2 separate regions of the Homo sapiens genome follow, and region 1 is linked to region 2. Evidence: chromatin contacts called from ENCODE Hi-C or POLR2A ChIA-PET data. All regions are on one chromosome and are shown on one strand. Each heading gives the region's core, a stretch centred on a gene start or an enhancer-like site at or near the end of the contact. The rest is flanking DNA. Distances are from core to core; before and after follow the strand shown. Region 1 has its middle 110 kb from the start of TLE1-DT. Region 2 overlaps TLE1-DT (TLE1 divergent transcript).

Region 1 (4,163 bases), core at 858-3,357, 67 kb before region 2:
TAATCCCAGCTTACTTGGGAGGCTGACACACGAGAATCGCTTGAACCCGGGAGGCAGAGTTTGCAGTGAGCCGAGATCGGGTCTCTGCACTCCAGCCTGAATGACAGAGCAAGAGTCAGTCTCGAAAAAAAAAAAAAAAAACTAAACAAACAAAAAACATGTATTCATACATACATGTGTACAAATACAAATTTTATAAGTGTATAAAACTTATAAAATTTATTTTTCTTGTTTTCCAGCAAAGTGTTTTGAAGATTACTTTTGAAGAATGTCTGTGGTCATATCCCAAAGTATATTTTGTCCTCCCACTGGAACACAAGTTTGGTTGGGTATAGAATTTGAAGTACAAAATTAGTTGCTCTAAGGAATGTATAATTGTTAGTATTCTAGCTTTTTGCACCTAGTCACTAGTTTCAAAAACAGTGAAAAGAAAATGTGCGCAATTTTTCTGCTTGCAAAACATATTGAGGTTGGTGCAAAAGTAATCGTGGTTTTTGCCATTGAAAGTAGTGGCAAAAACCACGAGTAGTTTTGCACCAACCTAATATTATTGAGGCTGGCGTTTAATGCATATGAGAATTGCCTTTTTTCCCCCTTCTTCTTCTTCTTTTTTTTTTTTTTTTTCTGAGACAGAGTCTTGGTCTGTCACCCAGGCTGGAGTGCAGTGGTGCGATCTCGGCTCACAGCAACCTCCACCTCCCGGGTTCAAGCAATTCTCCTGCCTCAGCCTCCGAAGTAGCTCAGATTACAGGTGCCTGCCACCACTTCCGGCTAATTTTTGTATTTTTAGTAGAGACAGGGTTTTACTATGTTGGCCAGGATGGTCTCATACTCCTGACCTCGTGATACGCCCACCTCAACCTCCCAAAGTGCTGGGATTACAGGCATGAGCCACTGCTGCCAGCCTTTTCCCCATTCTTCTAATTTTACCTGGGGCAAAGAAAGAAAGAAACTGAAACTGAAAATGGAATTCAATCTTATAAATGTAAAATGAGTTATAAGTACCACCTGTTAAAAGTGAAGAGATTAACAGTAGGAAGGCAACTACAGGAGCTTCATGTGCCTGTTAATCATGTTCTTAAAGCCTGGGAACTATGTTCACTCTAGAAGAGGTCTAATTTGGTGCAGTGGCTCATGCCTGTAATCCCAGCACTTTGGGAGGCTGAGTTGGGCAGATCACCTGAGGTCAGGAGTTCGAGATCAGCCTGGCCAACATGGTGAGACCCCGTCTCTTCTAAAAATACAAAAATTAGCCTGGCGTGGTGGCGGGTGCCTGTTGTCCCAGCTACTTGGGAGGCTGAGGCAGGAGAATTGTTTGAATCTGGGAGGTGGAGGTTGCAGTGAGCCGAGATCATGCCATTGCACTCCAGCCTGGGCAACTCCATCTCAAAAAAAAAAAAAATGGTTCTCTACAATAGTAGTGTTGTTCAAATAATTAGCTATTGATAATAGGTAGTGCTAGTAACAAAGGAACCAGATCATAACAATGCATTTGTATTTCTTTAAATTTTGCTCTTAAGTACCCTGCTGTTTATACAATAATTTGGCAGTAGAAATTGTCATATTTTATCATCTTAACAGAGAACATTTTTCTAAAGAAATATTGTATCTATCTACATAGAATTTAACCAAAATCTATGTCCTCAATTACTCTAGTCAATGGACAAATTACTCACTGAAGTCACAAAACACAATCCCAAAAAAATTCTTAACCACATAAGTTTCATGAGCTATAGTGAAGAAAATCTCTGAAAGACTAGTTTTCCACACTGAAATATATAAAATGATGGAGAACACTCTTTTTCTCCCTCACTCTTCTCACCACCACCTCCTTCCTCTCCAATTTTCTTGTCATTCAAAAGGTAAAGAACTAACTTCACAGACTCTTATTCAAACCAAGGAGAATAATTCTTTGTTCATGTTTCAGATCTTCTACTGAAAGCTTGTGCTTTTGAGATCATCCACACCATTCCTCACAAGCCCGGCCTCTTAAATGACTAACAGCATCCAAAATAGAACGCACAAATCATAGCAGCTGAAAGGTTACAGAGAAGCAAGTTTGCATGACAAAATTTTATTATACAAATTAATCAAGGAATGTTCATGTAAGTAGTTATCTTTGGCTGTGGAAGGAGGGGTGGGAAAGACAGCGAAGCTGAAGGGACTCTACAGCCATTTTCTGTACACTTGTATACTTGCGTGCTATTTAAAATTTTACAGCCAGGCGCAGTGGCTCACGCCTGTAATCCCAACACTTTGGGAGTCTGAGGTGGGTGGATCACAAGGTCAGGAGTTCAAAACCAGCCTGGTCAATATGGTGAAACCCCGTCTCTACTAAAAATACAAAAATTAGCCGAGTGTGGTAGCGGGCGCCTGTAATCCCAGCTACTCAGGAGGCTGAGGCAGAATTGCTTGAACCCAGGAGGCTGAGGTTGCAGTGAGCGGAGATTGCACCATTGCACTCCAGCCTGGGTGACAGAGTGAGACTCTGACTTAAAAAAAAACAAAAACAAAAACAAAAACCTTTTACAATGAGAATATAATCATACATTAATTGTGTAATATTTAAGAATTAGGCAAAAATCGTAAACAAAATAGAATGTTAACAATGAAAGGACTATCAGAGATGACCTAGTCCCAAATCTCCCAATTTTAATACTGTAGACTAAATGTGTAGGTCCCCCCAAAATTCATATGTTGAAATCAGATCCCCAATGTGATGGTATTTGAGGGTGAGGCCTTTGGGAGGTGATTAGGGTCATGAGGATGGATGGTGGGATTAGTGACATTATAAAAGGGACCCCCCAGAGAGCCCCCTGGCCCCTTCTGCCATGTGGTAACAGTGAGAAGGCACTATCTATGAGCCAGAAAACAGACATCAACAGACAACAAATCTATCAATGCTTTGATCTAGGACTTCCCAGCCTCCAGAACTATGAGAGGTAAATTTCTGCCACCCAGTTTATAGTATTTTGTTACAGCATCCTGAACCACCTAAGACATGTATAAATGGTGAAACTGAGACTAAGAGGATCTAACTGATTTACCCCAGGTCATAAAGTAACCCAATTCTGAACTCCCAAACTCCATTTAAAGGCAGAGTGGGGGACTGCACAGAGCTTCTCTGATAACAGCCAATCCACCCTGGAGAAAACAAGAGATGCCAGGGTCTGAGAGATGAGTTAATCCAGAAGCTATACAGAAATGCTTTTGTTTAAATACTGGAGGAAGTAAGGAAATATGCCAAAAACAGAGGATATGGGTTGTGGAAGAGGCAAGTATTCAAGTCATAGATTCAATCCAAGGATTTAGGATCTAGGATATGGGAACCAATCAAGACATTCGCTTCAAACTGAACCAACTGGTTGCCTCCAGCACTGCGAGAGATTAGGTCTTTCCTTTGGGAGTTTATTTAGTGGATCCATTTGTTGCAAACAGCCAGTGGGATGGGGTGGCAGCTGATGGCAGAGAGCTGGCTAAAATACAAATACTATATGTCAAAATTTTATTTTAAAGATCTTTGTGCCACTCTATCATGTGTCAAACATCAGTAGAGCAAATTTCTTAGGCCCTCTGAGTGACACAAGAGCAGATATAAAAAGTTACAGATCCATGGGTAAGAGGAGCTAAAATCCTTCAACTAGAATGAGAAGCAATCACTAAGGGCTATATCTTTTAGATTCCTTAACCTAGTAATATTATTTTCATGTGATTGGGACTGAGTCTCGGGAAATCTTTTGGGCCACTATTTGGCAGAATCTAAAAAGACTGTGAGTTTCAGTGGACACAAAAGAGATGAATAACTTAAGGATCTGGACACAAATGGTTTTGGTAACCATAATAACTTCTGCTAGTCATGTATCTGCACCATACTCTTCTCAGAAAGAAAAACAAAATGGTGTCTTACAGGACAATAGAATAATATTATAGAATTCTAAATACCAAAGTACATTGAGATTCAAGTTAACTTTCACATTTATTAAAAGTCTAAATAAAATTCTTGATAATCTCTAAAATGTATAAATCTGCTGCAGACATGTGCACATAAATTATAATAAAGAACGTTGGTATGCAATTTGATTCAAAGTGCTTTTTAGTAAAGTACATAATGATGCACGCTGAGGAGATGCAGGTATATTTAATTGGATATAATTAAAATAATG
Region 2 (4,059 bases), core at 943-3,442:
CATCAATTGATTAAAATAATAATAACAATGGCCAGGCACGGTGGCTCACGCCTGTAATCCCAGCACTTTGGGAGGCCGAGGCGGGCAGATCACGAGGTCAGGAGATCAAGACCATCCTGGCTAACATGGTGAAACCCCGTCTCTACTAAAAATACAAAAAATTAGCTGGGCGTAGTGGCGGGTGCCTGTAGTCCCAGCTACTCGGGAGGCTGAGGCAGGAGAATGGCATGAACCCAGGAGGCGGAGACTGCAGTGAGCGGAGATCACGCCACTGCACTCCAGCCTGGGCGACAGAGCGAGACTCCGTCTCAAAAAAAATAAATAAATAAAAAATAAAATAATAATAATAATAATAATAATAATAATAATAACAACTACTACTAATACCTATGTCAACCTGGAGTAGAATCCTTGTTTTTACCATTTTGAGGGTTTTACCCAGAATCATGCCTACCCAACTGCTGTTCAAGTAGCATCCTCTCAGAAGATTGATGCTGAAAAAGCCAGGAAATGGAATATTTTAAATAAAAAAATGAAAATTAAAAACCTTATTGAAGTCCAGTTGTAGATATTGCTTTCCCCTCTTCTGCCAGGCTCATCACTCTATCATAGATAAAATTAAATTGGTGTGGCATAATTTGCACTTCACAAAATCACGTTGATTACGACCCAGTAGCTTGTACTCTTCTAGGTGGTTGCAAATTGATTGTTTGATGATTTGCTCTTGTATCTTCCCAGGTATCCAAGATAAACTGAATAGTCTATAATTACTACAGCTGTCCTTTTCCCTCTTTTAAAAAACAGGTACTCCATCTGCTGATTTTACTTGTCAGGACCTTCTTCTGTCCAACCTTCATTTTCTAAAATAAAGGCTGGTGGTCTTGCAATTATATTTGCCAATTCCTTAAGTGTCCTGGGATGCGAGTAATCAAGCCCTGCTGATTTGAATGTACCAAGCTTTCTGAAGTGCTCTTCAATCACTTCTTTCTCCTTGTTTGCCTTTGCACCTCCAAGATGATAGCACTTAATCCAGTTTAGTTTCCTTATCATTGCTGATTAAAAAGGAAAATGAAACAGGTTAAAAACACAGTGAAAGCCTCTGCTATTACAGTTCTTTGTTAATAGTTTTTATTTAGCAGTATCTGTTGATAGTATTTTTTTTTAGTAGTTTTAGTGGTTGCATTTTACATCCTATAGAGCAAATTCCTGCCGGTATTCTTCCTTCCATTTTTTCTCCCTTCCTGCCTCATTCATTCCTTCCTTTCTTCTTCCCTCCCTCCTATTTTCCCTCCTTCCTTCTCTCTATCTCTTTCTTTCTTTTAAATTTCTTACAGAGGATAAGATAAGGGGAAGGGAGGAAAAAAAGAGGCCAAGAATCCCACATCACATTATGACCAAGACATCTACTAATCACCAAATGCCCACATGCTCCCCACAATTTCTCAGCCTGTTTGTAGCTGGAGTGAGGGGGCACATGACTAGTTCTGGTTAATAGGTACTGAAGACCTATGAGTCCCCAGGATCTCTTTCCTCTGCACCAGTTAGCTAGAAGTCACATGTTCTGGATGGTGAACCAACAAAAGGCAAGCAGCGTGGACCCCTGAGTCACCATTAGAAGGCCGCAGTCCTGGAGTGTCATCAGATCCCCAGGGGACTATGTGTTAAGCCACAGATATTTGGGCGTTTGTTTTTTCTAGCTTATCATCACTAATACAGTACCAATTTCTGGGTTAATCAGATTAGGCTAGGTTTTTGCCAAGGGAACAAATTAACCCTGAAATCTAAGTGGCTTAACATGACAAAGGTTTGTTTCTTACTCATGGTATGTGGTAGCTAGTCTCCAAAAAGGGCTCCCAATGACTCTTCCCTCCTGGCAATCGCACCCTTGGAAAGTTACCTCCCACTCTGACTCTGCACGATCTCATGACTCATTTTAAACAAGGAAGTGTACAGAAATAAGTGTGGCAGAAGTGACACTGTGGCTCTCCCCAGTGCCTTAGAAATCCGGGCACTTCCTGATACTGCATTTGGAGCCATTCACAATATAAAATATCTGAAGAATGAACCTCTATGCAGAGGAGCACCAAAGTGCCAGACATAAGCAAAGAAGCATCTTTAGTTCAATCACAGTCAAGCTTCCTAAGCACCCCAGACCCAGGCACCATCTGAACACAACCACAGGACAGACTCTAAGCGAGACTGTAAGAACTCCCCAGGTGAGCCCAGCCAACTCATAAAATTGGAGAAGTAACAACAAATTGTTGTTTTAAACCATTTTGTATGGGATAGCTTGTTAGGCAGTAGTAGCAAACTGAAGCATCGTACATACCCAGTGTGGGTGAATGGGCATTGGGCTCCACACAGACATTCATGGAAACAGGTTGATATGGGTTACACCATCTTGTATCTGCACCATTGGGAATGCGACCTCTCTGATGGCAGTAGTAAGGGAAGAGAGGGCTGAGGGGTTCCACAACTTTTAAATGTTTCCATCTCTGCTCCCAGTCCATTGGCCGATGAGAATTATCAGGGAGTAAATGGAGATTCAATGCACATTACATGACTCTGCCACAGACCTTGCCAATAAAATTTGCCCTTGTTTCCTATAGTATTATAAGAAGGCTTATCCAAGTACCTACCACCCAACTGGCTTTCCAAGAATTATAAACAATGATGTAGGACTCGCTCATACATCTCACAGAACCAACTGGGTGTATCTCCTCCCAACTTCGCATTCTGTGATGCCATGTGGTAGCCAGAAGTCAAACATGGTAGAAATATTTGCACCATATAGCTTGGCAAATGCTACAAATCAGGGCTTTCTTCCCATGTATCTAGTTACACCAGATCCAAAATATACCTACTATTCAGGCTGCCTCTATATTCATGCATATTTGTTTATTATTATAGGTAGAATTTTTTAAGCTAGCCATTGATGGTCTCATTTCTTTCCCTATTGCAAACAGACCAATCTATGAAGTGAAGATGTTAACATAAACCTGATTAACCTTTTATTAATAATAAAAAGATGGCTGTTTGAAGTTTCTTCTATATAACCAGAATGTGCATATTTTAATACACAGACACTATGTTAATATTCACATTAGTACAGTATTGGAAATGTTGCTATAAAAGAAGTATTAAATGTACCTATTTTCAGTCAGCATCAACAAGGTTTTCACCCCTCCAGTAATTATTGCATCTAATGACACTGTCATAGCTACTGATTCATTCTGGAAGCTTCAGTATCTTTTAGGCTTTAGAGTTTATAAGACTAAACTCCTTTATTTTAAGCCTTGCTGAAAGAGTTAATTCAGTGTTCTGTTCTAGTTCACCAACTCTTTATTCCCAAACCTTCACCCTCCACATACAAACAATCAGGAGAAAGGCCATCAATAAGGTTTCAGCTTCTATTACGGGATATGAAGCAATAACATTTTAAATAGCACCTAGGAGGCCTGGAGGAATGAATACATCTTTCAGCAGTCTCTACTTTATAGCTCTGAAGTATTTTGAACCCTGAAAATCTGGATTATTTACGAGGAGATTGAGAAGGGTCCAGTTGGAGGGAAACCTCATTTCTTGTTTCTCATACAAACAAGAAAGGGTATGCTTTGATAAGGTTTGAATCTGTGTCCCTTCCCAAATTTCATGTCAAACTGTAACCCCCAATGTTGGAGGTGGGACCTGGTAGGAGGTGACTGGATTTTGGGAGCAGTTTCTCACGAATGCTTTAGCACTATCCCCTCGGGGCTGTTCTTGTGATAGTGAGCTATCATGAGATCTAGTTATTTAAAAGCGTGTAGCACCTGGCCGGGCGCGGTGGCTCATGCCTGTAATCCCAGCACTTTGGGAGGCCGAGGCGGGTGTATCACAAGATCAGGAGATCGAGACAATCCTGGCTAACGCGGTGAAACCCGGTCTCTAGTAAAAATACAAAAAATTAGCCAGGCGAGGTGGCGGGTGCCCGTAGTCCCAGCTACTCAGGAGGCTGAGGCAGGAGAATGGCGAGAACCGGAGAGGCAGAGTTTGCAGCAAGCTGAGGTCGCGCCACTGCAC

What was found. Hi-C counts contacts between places; a loop is a spot of excess contacts on that map. ChIA-PET counts read pairs that join two places held with the same protein, here RNA polymerase II (POLR2A). Pooled maps may share reads with other maps.
Region 1: POLR2A ChIA-PET joins it to region 2 with 15 read pairs in AG04449. The contact joins two enhancer-like sites. A Hi-C loop is called at or near these places in 3 of 37 single-sample maps with no recorded cell type and 4 of 50 pooled maps. POLR2A ChIA-PET finds 5 or more read pairs at or near these places in 2 of 52 experiments (AG04449 and H1).

What each region holds. Positions count from the first base shown.
Region 1 is chr9:81,802,380-81,806,542 of GRCh38, reverse strand. No RefSeq gene overlaps it. Among named protein-coding and RNA genes, the nearest start is that of TLE1-DT, 110 kb to the right of the region's middle. Within about 2 kb of position 2,107, at least 2 of the 41 ENCODE cell types and tissues checked have a DNase peak (open chromatin) inside an H3K27ac peak, as active enhancers do.
Region 2 is chr9:81,735,846-81,739,904 of GRCh38, reverse strand. The region is part of intron 1 of TLE1-DT (TLE1 divergent transcript); the gene reads right to left. Among named protein-coding and RNA genes, the nearest start is that of TLE1-DT, 48 kb to the right of the region's middle. Within about 2 kb of position 2,192, at least 10 of the 41 ENCODE cell types and tissues checked have a DNase peak (open chromatin) inside an H3K27ac peak, as active enhancers do.